2 separate regions of the Homo sapiens genome follow, and region 1 is linked to region 2. A link is a contact called in ENCODE Hi-C or POLR2A ChIA-PET data. All regions are on one chromosome and are shown on one strand. Each heading gives the region's core, a stretch centred on a gene start or an enhancer-like site at or near the end of the contact. The rest is flanking DNA. Distances are from core to core; before and after follow the strand shown.

Evidence for each region. A loop is a pair of places that touch in the nucleus more often than their neighbours do. ChIA-PET counts read pairs that join two places held with the same protein, here RNA polymerase II (POLR2A). Pooled maps may share reads with other maps.
Region 1: a loop to region 2 is called in a pooled map, with 3 times the contacts of the local background. The contact joins the enhancer-like site here to the promoter of STK35 in region 2. A Hi-C loop is called at or near these places in 1 of 168 maps with a recorded cell type or tissue (ascending aorta) and 1 of 50 pooled maps. POLR2A ChIA-PET finds 5 or more read pairs at or near these places in 1 of 52 experiments (PC-9).

Annotation. Positions count from the first base shown.
Region 1 is chr20:5,590,753-5,596,676 of GRCh38, reverse strand. It overlaps GPCPD1 (glycerophosphocholine phosphodiesterase 1), which reads left to right. Exons shown (of 20, transcript NM_019593.5): 4 at 3,266-3,350. Among named protein-coding and RNA genes, the nearest start is that of GPCPD1, 17 kb to the left of the region's middle. RefSeq lists a silencer at 3,160-3,454. Within about 2 kb of position 2,361, at least 5 of the 41 ENCODE cell types and tissues checked have a DNase peak (open chromatin) inside an H3K27ac peak, as active enhancers do.
Region 2 is chr20:2,100,500-2,107,067 of GRCh38, reverse strand. It overlaps STK35 (serine/threonine kinase 35), which reads right to left and starts at 5,241. Exons shown (of 4, transcript NM_080836.4): 1 at 4,893-5,241; 2 at 3,703-4,300. The coding sequence starts at 5,186. RefSeq lists silencers at 3,826-3,875, 3,896-4,425, 4,716-4,765, 4,776-5,065, 5,166-5,355 and an enhancer at 3,512-4,480.

The DNA.
Region 1 (5,924 bases), core at 1,112-3,611, 3.5 Mb before region 2:
CTCATGGCAGCTAGAGCTCTCCTGGAATTTTTTTCTGCTTAGAGAAAACTTGAAGGTCATGGTATTGTTTCCTAATACTGCTGAAGATGTGGGTCACTTGTGGTTTCATTTGCCCTCCTTGTAGATTTTATGGTATTTTGGGAAAGGATATAAGGGCAATTCAGAATTAGGCAGCTGCACTAAACCACCATATGACTACCCGTCTTTCCTGGTTTTGATTTAATTTCATCAGATTATTTTGTCTTTAGTTCACCAAATAGTTCTGATTCTTTTTTTAAAATTTTTTAGACAGGGTCTCATTCTGTCACACAGGCTGGAGTGCGATGACACGATTTCGGTTCACTCTAACCTCAAACTCCTGGGCTCCGGTGATCTTCCTGCCTCAGCCTCTCGAGTAGCTAGGTGTACACCATCATGCCCAGCTCATTAAAATTTTTTTATAGAGATGAGGTTTCACTGTGTTGAGACCTAGGCTGTTTGTGAACTCCTGGCTCAAGCTGCCCTCCCGCCTCAGCCTCCCAGCGTGCTGGGTATAAGCCACTATGCCTGGGTTCTGGTTCATTCTTAAATTTGCCACATTTGCTTAGACAAGTGGAGTAAAAAGACTCACTGCTTTGCCTTCTTCATCTCTTGTTTTCATTTAGTGGTTCTTTACCAGGGATCGCATTAGAATCACTTGGGAGGACTTGAAAAAAAATACACATACCTAGATCCTGCTCCTGGAGATTGAGAAATAATGGCTGAGGGAGAGGCGGCAGCACGTTTTTCACAGCTTATTAGTAATTCTACTCTGCACTAGTGGGGCTAGTTTCACATGCTCCAACTGGCTGTTTTGGAGATGAGGTAGTACTGGGAATTTGTCCCCCCCCCTTTTTTTCTTTTTGGGGTAGCAGAAATGGCAACTTTCTATTCTTAATTGGAAGAGTCCACCTGGAAACCTCTGTTGAAAAGGATTCTGAGGCTTATTGGGGAAAAATAGGGAACATGTGTCAAGCATTTGCTATTCTTTTTTTGTTTTTGTTTTTGTTTTTGTTTTGAGATGGAATCTCACTCTGTCACCCAGGCTGGAGTACAGTGGCGCGATCTGGGCTCACTGCAACCTCAGCCTCCCAGGTTCAAGTGATTCGCCTGCCTCAGCCTCCTGAGTAGCTGGGATTACAGGCTTGTGCCATCTCGCCTGGCTAATTTTTATATTTTTTGTAGAAATGTGGTTTCATAATGTTGGTCAGGCTGGTCTTGAACTCCTGACCTCATGATCCGCCCACCTCAGCCTCCCAAAGAGTTGGGATTACAGGCGTGAGCCACCACGCCTGGCAGCATTTGCTATTCTTGCTTTAAAGCAGTGATTTTTACTTATTTATTATTTATTTATTTTTTATTATTATACTTTAAGTTCTAGGGTACATGTGCAGAACGTGCAGGTTTGTTACATATATATACATGTTCCATGTTGGTTTGTTTAAAGCAGTGATTTTTAAAAATGTACATACCTTAATTAAAAAATACTTTATTGCTAAAAAATGATACAATCATTTGAGCCTTTAGTGAATTGCAATCTTTTTGCTGGTGGAGAGTTTTGTCTCAATGTTGATGGCTGCTAACTGATCAGAGTCGTGGTTGCTGAAGGTTGAAGGACAGTGTCAATTTCTTAAAATAAGACAGTGAAGTTTACTACATTGATTAACTGTTCCTTTCATGAAAGATTTTTCTGTAGCATGCAATCACCATAACAGATATAATAATAACAAAAAAGTTTGAAACATTATGAGATTTGCCAAACTGTGACATAGACACGAAGTAAGCACATGTTGTTGGGAAAATGGCACTGATAGACTTGCTCGACTCAAGTTTGCCACAGACCTTCAATTTGTAAAAAACACAGTATCTGTGAAGTATAATAAAGTGCAATACAATGAGCTATATCTGTATTTATTTTAGGAGCTAAGCTTGTATCAGAGTAAGGACAATGCCCTAAAACCTGTCTTAGCAGAGCCAGGTAGGGCTAAACTACTCATGCTGAATTAACGTTTGGTTAATGGTCTATGACAGGGGTTCTCAAAGTGTTTATAAAAGTTACCTGGAGGCGGCCGGGCCTGGTGGCTCATGCCTGTAATCCCAGCACTTTGGGAGGCCGAGGCGGTTGGATCATGAGGTCAGGAGATCGAAACCATCCTGGCTAATGCGGTGAAACCCGTCTCTACTAAAAATAAAAAAACAAAGTTAGCCAGGCGTGGTGGCGGGTGCCTGTAGTCCCAGCTACTGGGGACGCTGAGGTGGGAGAATAGCATGAACCCGGGAGGCGGAGCTTGCAGTGAGCTGAGATCGCGCCACTGCACTTCACTCTGGGTGACAGAGCAAGACTCCGTCTCAAAAAAAAAAAAGTTACCTGGAGGCTTGTTAAAATACAGGTTACTGGGCCCCCACCCCCAGAGTTCCTAATTCAATAAGTCTGGGTAGGGCCTGAGAATTTGCATTTCTAAGAAGCTCCCAGCTACTAATGATGGTCTGGGACCATGCTGTGGATAGCACTAGTTTATTATTTGAAGCTAAAACTCAGTTACAGTAATGAATTGTAGTGAATTCTTGACCTTAAGGCAGCTGTTGAGTCAAATCTTTAGTTTCTGTTAGAATAACATAGTTCAGAGAAAGACATTGGCCTGAAACAAGATACAGGTTCTGACTGCTTGTCTGAGGAATAGCCAGAGCCTGGGTAGGACAGCTTAGAATAACGGATAGTCAAGAATAGGAGTGTAACTCATGTTTATCTCTCATTTGTGACACAAAAGCTGCGACCCAAAGTCTCTTATCAGCCATGTAACATCCCTCGCTAAGTGGGAAGTCACAGAAGATTCTGACTCTGGCTTCCACTTTTGTACAACTTGAATTTTCTGTTTGGAAACTTATCCTGGCTCTTTATATGGCTGGTTCCTTCTCATCATTTAGACCTGAGCTCAGACAGCGCTTCCTCATTAAAACCTTCCTTCCTTTTAAAAGCCTCCTCCAGAACTTCGTTCTGTCTATCTTCTTTGGTTATTTTTCTGTCTACCCACACAGCAAAGGAAGCTCTTTGAAGATAAGGCTCTTTCTGCAGTATATACCCCTGTGTTCCCATTGCCTGCTACAGAGTAGGCCTGTAAAATTTTGTGTAGGAATAAATAAGTGATATTGGTCATACGTTTTATTTGAGGAGTTTTGTGAATTAAGAAGTCTTTATGCACTGTAGTTTGATATTGATGCTGCTGCTTTTAATTTTCTTTCTTCACAGCATGCTATGGAAAGCAACCATTGTACTCAGTAGAGGAGTATCAGTTCAGTATCGCTACTTCAAAGGGTACTTTTTAGAACCAAAGGTATGTTTTCTTTATCTAGTTTCCAATTCCTTTAGCACTTCCTTCAAAAGCAACTCACTTAAGTTTGAACACGTTCAAAGTAAAATGCATTTGCTTTGGTCAAATAAGGAATAGAACTCTTGATTAATAAAATTTACCAAAACCAAGGAAGTAGCCACTTCAGAGGCAGATGATGTCTGCCATGGAATTTTAAAAAGACATAGTAAGTATGTTCTGCAGTATTCTTATGAAATTGGTTTTAATGTGTTCTCTGTAAGTGTGCATTTTCGGTAACTTTTGTAAACTAGTTAGGAACCACTTGCAGAGCTTTTACTTTTGGTTTTGTTTTTTAATCCTTATGTGATGTAAATACATTTAGAGAAGTATATAGCCTGTTTTAAGTGAGTAATTAAAAAAATTATTTCACAGCAGCCATCTCTTAGTGGCTGTGTTAACTCTGATCAAAATTTAATTGATTCCTTTTAGATTTTTTCAAAGATGTTATTGATAAGACCCCTATCTTTTCTGGAGGCCTTTGGCATATCTATTCTAAATTTGCCTGTTCACAATTCATTATTTTGGGATTGTTTTCATATTCAGAAAAGAAAAAAAGTTAATCATTTTCCTTTTATTCTAAAGATACTTATTTGCTGAAAGGATTCTTTTCCTTCAGACTTTTACATTTGACACCCTTGGGCTGCATATGAACAAGGGTTTAGGCAGGGGTCTAGGATACAAATCATGGATTAGCTCTTGTTAAAAAATGTATTTCCTTTGGGAGTCATTAAGTGTTTTTGTTACGTGTGAAAAATGCAAGCAGCCACTGTTACCTCGTGCTCTTAGCCACCATTATACAAAGAAAAGAGACAAAATGACAAAAAATGACAAACCCACTTTAGCTGTCTTTTGCACCTATTACGTTTCTTGTTCCAAGAATATTTTGTGAATACACAGTAATTGAACTTAAATTACATTGTGGTTGATCATTGTGTTGGCTTTTCTTGACAATAGTTTCACTTTAACTTAAGAAAAGGGCATCTCATTTATTTGGCATGGGGTTATGCATCATGGTAAAGTTCTTTAGTATAACTTAAGCAATTGTGTGTAGATACATAGGTCATAGATATGGAAAGTTTACCTGAGGATCCTGGTATATGAAATTTAGCTTTGTAATATGTGAAACCAACTAAATTTTACTTAGGGGAGTTTGGATGAGAAAGATGATAATGAGTTCTTTGGGCATAGTTTTCTAAAGTAAGACTATTGTCAACACAGGTCAAATTAAGCCAACCTAAGTATTTATCCTCTTCATTGAAAATGTTACCAAAAGCAGCAGATCAGTCCAAAATACCTTTTGAAAAAATTGGCAAGAAGTCTGCTTAACAGTAAAAACAAGTTTTTCTCCTTGTAATACTTGCAAAAGTTTACAGTATGTGTTGGTGAGTGTGTTTCTTTAAGTAGGTGCTCTGTATCGTGTACACATGTACCGTGTGATGCAGGGGCTGCCATGGTAAGTATGTTTTTCATGGAATCGAGTAAATAGCTACATAAAATCCCATGCATATGGCTACAGTTTTTTTCTCCACATGCCAGCTTAATGTGACACTTTAAAAAAGTTGGTGGCGCTTTTTAAATAAAACATTTTTAATAGAAGTATTATGAAACTTTGTCTAGTTGTACATTGTCAAATAATAGAAGTAATGTGCAAGGCATCTTAAATTGTGAAATGATGTAAATTATTGGAATACATAATGTTACGAATATAAAGAATGATAGGAAAACAAATAATGAAAGCATTAAAAAGCTGAAATGGGAGAAAGGTTAATTTTACTGTGTTGAAAGTTTTAGGAGGTAATCTACCCAGGCAGTTTTGGAACCAAAGCTAAAAGTTTTGCGATTATGGACAAGCCAGTTGACCTTTAGGCTTTAGCCTCCTCATCTATAAAACAAAAGGTTTGAACTACAGATTTTTAGATCCTTTCATTGCAAAATTTTATTGAGTAAATGAAATTTTACCATTCATTTTTCTTCCATGCACTGCTTTTTCTGGCATATTCCTTTTAGTTTAGAAGAGTCCTGAAATCGTTTTTCTCAGTTTTTCACAATGACGTGTTCTCTTTGTGAATTAAGATAAGGTGTTAATGTGTTACATTTTAAAATAATTTCACAGATGACAAAACAAAATAGTATCTTATTTGAACATAGCACACAAAAGTAGTGAGTATTCCTGGAATGAAAACATTGGTATGAATCTGCAGGTAGTCCACTGATGTCACATCTTCACCAAAGATACTTTCTGAATTAACATGTAATTTCAACTTTTTTTTTTCTGTATCCACCCCTCTTTGCTTGTGGGTAGAATTAGGGATGTTTCCTCATAGTCAAATGTTAGCCAGTTTTTCATTGTATCCTTTGAAATTTTTCCTTCATTTTTGTAGAAATACATCTTTATTTTTCAGCACATATCTATGTTTCTAACTTTCATAGCTGCTAACATTCACTCATAATTAGATTCATTACAAACTATCTTATTTTGACCTCGATCTCCCTTGAGTTTTAAGTCCTTCCTTTAACAAGACAATCAGTCACCTGCGA
Region 2 (6,568 bases), core at 3,992-6,491:
CCAACCTTTATGTGAGAAGTATTTCAAAGTTAAAAACATAGGCACCAACCCTTCAACCAAATAATTTACAGGATTGTAAATGTGGTTTTAAAAAGCCTGGGAGGCTGGTTTGAGTGCTATCACTAACTCATTGTGGATAAAAGTTTTGTCCCTTTTCTGGGCTTCAGTTTCCTTCCTTGTGAAACAGGCAGCCAGGTCACACATCTAAGACCTCTTTCTATTCCTCCGAAGCTTCTGCTGTCTTAATGCCTCTGGGTAGGACGTGTTTGGTCTGTGCACAGAATGGAAGGAGACAATGCATTTAAGGCTATCAAACAAAATGGGGTAAGACCAAGAACAGCATTTCAAGACATTTCTCTTTTCGATACTGGATTATTTTACTGGCCAAATAGTGAAACGGACTCCCTTTGTCTCTTCGCCTATCCACAGTCCTAGGCACCCTACTTTCAAGCCCACCTTCTCCCTAACTCCTGATTCTCTTTCCTCTTAATTCTTGTGCAAAGCCCTTGCTTATGAGTTGACTGGTCATTTCCTCCAGTGATCTTGAATAGCATTTAAATCTTCTTCCAGTTCTCAAACTTTTCAAATGTAAGTTCCATTGGGGCAAGGGGTGGTGTGTTTTGCTTTGCTTTTTTTCTTTCCCTTCAAATACCACAGTAGGGACTCAGCATTAGGTTTAGTTGAGACTTCAAGGCAGATTCACACTTTTTGGCCTGTTCAAAATCATTCTGAGTTTTAGGAGGCAGGGCCAAGGGTGACTGTAAAGGACTTTTCTATTTAATGAGAGAGCTGAACCAGGTTATCTCTACGATTCCTTCCAGCTTTAACATTACTGGGTGGTATTTGCATGCTGTAAACCCAAGGCCCCAGGACAGATCAAGACCCCTAAATTTTGGAATCCAGAATAAGCAAAGTTTAACCTGGAGTAATTTTGGTATCTGTTCTCTATTTTAAGAAGCAAAAATGATTACCTATTTACTACTTGAAAAATCCACACATTGCAAGTCAGCTTGAATGTCATTTTCATAAGCAGAAACAACACATATTTTCTTCACTGCTCTGTCTCTGAGCCCTGAACACCGTAGAGGTTCAAATATTTTAAAGACTCCAAACAACTGAAAGGGACCAATCCAATCCAGTGTACGGCCTAAAGCAAAAGATTTCATTTTTCTAGGTCCCAGTTTTAGTTCACAAAGGGAGGATGAAAACACCAGTGTTTCTGTCAACTTGGTGTGCCTGACAACACAGAAAACAAGGTGTGTTCTATGATGAAACAAGTTTGGGAAACTTGAGCAAGAACAATGTGAATCTTGAAGGGGGTGAGGGTAGAAGAGTACAGAACATGGTGTGAACTTATATAAGGCAGTGAATTCCTCCCTATGTGGAGCACTTGCTGACATTAACAGTTTGCACAGTGACCCTATGTACCTAATGTCATAGGTACATACCCACTATCTTACAATAAAGGAATGCTCCTCACAGGGTTCAAACAATTTGCTCCATGTTTTGTGCAGTCAGTCCTGGGATGAGCCAGAGGGTCTAACCCCAAAGTCCATGGTACTAACCACTATGCTATGCTGCCATGGGGTCACTTTGGAATTTTGACAAATTCTTCAGGTGAGGAAAGTCCACATAGTATTTATATGTTGAGAGAGTAAGCAAGAGCTTCAAGCTGAGGTTGAAGGTTCGAGACTGGCGTCAATGAACTGAGGACACAAGGAATAAACATTCGGCAAGGCAAATTCCTACATCCCAAGGCAATCCTGTAGTAGGAAGTCCAGACCATTCATTGGCAGTAAAGGAGAAGACTAAGAGAAGTCTGAGAATAGAAAGACTTCAAAGTAAGTGATGCGCTCCTAGAATATAGGTAAGATAAACGAATCCCCTAGGGAGTCTTTTTTTTTTTTTTTTGAGACAGGGTCTTGCTCAGTCGCCCAGGTTATAGTGCCATTGCATGATAATGGCTCACTGTAGCCTCAACCTCCCAGGCTCAACTGATCCTCCTGCCTCTGCCTCTCAAGTAGCTGGGACTATAAGCCTGTGCCATCAGGTCCGGCTATTTTTTTTTCTATTTTTTGTGGAGACCAGGGTCTCACTTTGTTGCCCAGGCTGTTCCCAAACTCCTGGGCTCAAGCCATCCTCCCACCTCAGCCTCCCAAAGTGCTGGGATTACAGTCGTGAGCCATTGTGCCCTGCTGGAAGTCTTTTCAAAACAAAAACACTCACCCTGGGGAGAGGGTAGGCTTCTCAGAATGGATGGGGCACGGATGGACTTTATAAAGTTAGACATCTAATTAAAGGACTCTAGGTGATACTGATTCATGTTTCCAACTCCACTGTCAAACAACTGACTTGCAATGGGACAAAGCGTTCTCTTGGGAAAGACTTGGGGGATCTTTAAGTTGTGCAAAAGTAACAAGATTTTGGGAAACCACCCCCTCCAAACTCACCCCAAATCCTACCCACTCTTAAAAAAGTTCATCCTCAGGGTGCAGAGAACAGCATTACGCCTTCGAAAGGATCCAGGCCTCGAATCAAGACAGATCTGGGATCCCCGTCACTTAAGCTCTGAGAAATGTAAGGAAACCAGGAGTACAGTCTAACTTCCCTTTCAAGCGGATTAACCCTGATCAAGTTATTTGTTCACTTCTAAGCCTTAGTTTATTTATAGAAAAAGGATAGAATTTACTTTTGAAGTTATTACCTAAAAATTACTTCAGCACTGAGACCACAGCTGGGACTCGGATTAGTAAACTTTCTTCCCCTGGATCCTCCTGCCTCGGAAAGTCTCCTCAAACTTTCTACCGCCTCTCTCCTCTCCAAGCAGACACTTAGCTACTGGTAGTATGAAAAAGGCTTGTGAGTACTGAGTAGTTAGGATGAATACATTCCCTAACTGCAGTTAAAACCCGGAAACTAAGATAATTAGTTCCTCCAGGACTGCAAGACCTCTTGCCTCAATGTACCCCATTTTCCTTTTAAGTAAAACCACTTCCCAGCCAGCCTCTGAGGTTAAGAAAAAGATTAAGAATGTAAAACGGAGGGAAAAGATGCCGGATGCTTTGTTATGTGACAGCTCTCAGGCCACCTGTGAGGGTTGTCAGCCTGCACCCCTCAGAGGACCAAGCCAGAAGACAGTCAGTTTGCTCGGCTGCCTGGGATGAAGGGCCGGGGGCCTCAGAGGAAAAGGCAGACGAGGAAGCCACAGGAGTTTGGGGGTTGGAGCTGGAGGGTGTCAGGAAACTTGGAACCAGACAGGGAGAGGGTGTGGGTGGGTCCAGTCAAGTTTTTTCTTTTTGTTTGTTTTGGGAGGGAAAGAGAGAGGCCCTCGGGGGTGAGGAGGCTCCGCAGTTCTGCTACTAACTGAACCCGACCCCTCCTCCACTCCCCCAACCGATCTTAAAAATAGAAGACGTTTAATAACCATAGCTCGCAATTCTTGAGCACTTATTAAGTTAATGGTTAGCACTTAAACGAGCTCTTGTTATGGAAACACCAGCCAACTTTAGGCCCAGGGACTGATCTTAGGACCTGAGAAGAGAGGGCCGAATGCCTGGGCCCAGGAAAGGAGGGTGTGTCAGGGCACAGGGTGACAGGGACCAGGTCTGAGGCCTAGGAAGGCCAGGAACAGTGTGGGCCAAGCCGTCCGGAGAGCAGGGGGTCCAGGCCCTGCGTGGGTGGAAAGGCCCGCGGTGCTCCTACCTTTCAGCGAGGTCTCCACCAGGCGCAGGTAAAGCTGCGAGCTCTTGTTGCCGTGACTCATGCGCTGGGCTAACCCATTGCGCTGCAGGACGCACTCCTCAAACTGCACGACGTTCTGGTGGCGCCGCTTGAGGCTGGTGAGGGCCCAGAATTCAGCCAGCGCCAGCTCCACGTTCTCGGGGGCGTCGCAGCGGATCTTCTTGACCGCCACCCGGGCCCCGCTGCGCCCGGCCACTGCCTCATAAACCACGCCGTAGCTGCCGCGCCCGATCTCCGCCAACAGGCTGTAACGCGGCCGCGCGGACCCGCCACCGCCCTCAGGCCGTCGCCGCGCCAGGAAGGCCTCGCCCGGGGCCTCGGCCGCCACCGGATCCATGGCCCGGGCCGCCGCCGCCGGCCTCAGCTTCGTGCTGGGCGCCCGCGGCACTGGGCTTCGCCTTTTCCGCTCCGGGCTTTGTGTACCTCTGCGGGCGCCGTCCTTCCCCGTTTCCATGGCTGCGGGCGGCGGGGGGAGCAGCAACGGCGCTGCCCGGGCCCCCCCTGCCTCATCCCTCCGTCCGGCCCTGGGACGCGGAGGAGCCGGACCTTGGATTGTGACCTGCGGGCGAAAGAATCGGTTAAACGGCCAGGCCAAGGCGGGGAGGCCAGGAGCGTAGGCCGCGGGGCGTCCCACCTCCTCCTCCCCCGGCCGCCGCGGCCCCTTTAAGACGGAAGCCACCGCCGCTGATTGAACGGGGGAGGGGAGGGGAAAGCGGGAAAGACCGAACCACTGGGCAGCAGCTCAGAGGGGGAACCGGAAAGAAAAGCACAAACTCTCCGCTCTCTCTGTTAGCTTGTCATGTAGCGATAGGAAAAAGAAGAGCCAGCAAGCTTCACGCCTTCTGAAAACCGCTTAGAGACGCGATTTGGCCGGCGGAAATATTTTTCTTTGCTTGGCCCCCTCTGTGACGCTCCTCCCCGCGCCCCGCCTTGTGTTCGCCCGGGTGTAAACAGTCCATTGAATTAAGCCCTAGCGGAGCCCAGCGGACCGACCCAAGTCCCCGAGGGCGACGGGTAGAAGGGATTGGCTGAAAAGTTCGGCTTCTCGGAGTGCGACTGGCCGAGGACCCGATTTCCCTTCCCAAGCGCGGAGGCAGTGGCAGTAACTCCAGCCTCGGCGCTGGCCTTCAGTCCTCCAACGGCGCCCTTACCTGGCCCGCGCACCTCCACTTCCGGGCGGCCCGTTTCCCCCCTGGAGCCCCTGCCTGGGGATGGTCCGCTCCGGGCCCGGGCTGCCTCCGGGACCGAGCAGCGCGGGAGGTGGCGGCCCGAGCCCGGCGTGTAGCGGATCCTTCTGCTGCCGCGGCGCTCGCTGGGGAAGCCTGGGCTCCTAGGCTCCCGTGGCTTTCCACGTGTTCGCGCCAGCTGAGCCCTTTACATAACCTCTTTACATAAGCTGCACCTCCCGCCGGCGCCCGGGCCAGCGGAGACTCCTGGTGGCCCATCCCCCGGGACGCCAGCCGAGTGAGCCCTGCACCGCCCGGTCCTGCAAAGGTCGACGGAGCAGCCGCAGCCGAGCGCACCGGCACGCCTTGCCGGGACCCAATCACTGGCGAGAACACCCAGCCAACAAAAAATAGGCGCGAAATTCCCGTGATCCGCGGCGGGCTCCGGGTCTCCGCAGCGGCCCGCGCATCACTATCCCTTCTCGCCTGATCTGCGTGAAGACCAACCGTCCGCAGTAGGCGCCTAATAAATACTGACTGGGTGATTGTCTTGGTCGTTTGATTCATAGCTCTGTCCTGGGAACCTCAGGGACTGGGTTGGAATCCCGACCTTCCCTTCTACCAGCCCAGTGATCTTGTGCAAATCATTGACCCACCCTGAGCATCCGTTTATCTAATGATCCTCTGCAAAATGGATAGAATGGGCTTTAATTCCCAGGAATGATAGACCCAAATGAAATACCTAGATGGAGGCTAATTGGGTGTGGGGCTGTTAGTACCCAAAGCTCCCATTTAGGCACAGATTTTTGAATATTTTGTTCTGTATTTTGTATTCCAGTGTAGGCCTAGTGGGTGCCCAGTGTTTGTTAACTGAATCTACAGATGTTTATTGAACACCCGTAATGTGCTAGGCACCATTCCAAGTCGCTGGGGAAAGAGCAATAGACAAGGCAGTTTCTGCCTTGGTTGAGGTTCTGTGCCACTGCAGGAGACAAACCACATGGGTGGCCTTGGGCAAGTTAGTCAACCTTCTTGTGTATTTGTTCCTTACCTGTAAGAAGATCCACAGAGGTTATACAGGTAAAGCACTTAGGACAGCCTTGCACACAATGTTAAGTATTATTAAATAAATGCACAGGATAATTTTTGCCAGTGGTAAGTGTGATGGAGAAAAAGAATGAGCTAAAGAGTGCTCACTGGATACAGGCCATTTCTTATAATGTATTTGGTCGCTGAAAACCTCTTAACTTTTTTGTGATTAAATTTCAAATTTACACATAAATTTCAAGAATCGTAAAGATCATATACTTTTCCACTAGAATAACAAATTGTTATATTTTGCTGCATATCCATATCCTCTCGTGTATGTGTATATATACACACAAATACATATTGTGTGTGGATATCTATATGGTATATACCCCAAAAGAAAGGAAATCAGTATACGGTATATAGATATTCACACACACACATATATAATGTATATATTCTTTTTTACTACATCATTTTAGAGTTTCCAACATCAAACTCCTTTATCCTAAATATATGTGTGTGTTTCCTTAAAAAAAAGACATTATCTGGCATAATCTCAGTACAGTGGTCAAAAATCAGGAATTTTAACAATGATACAATTGTTTTATTTAATACACTCCATCCATATT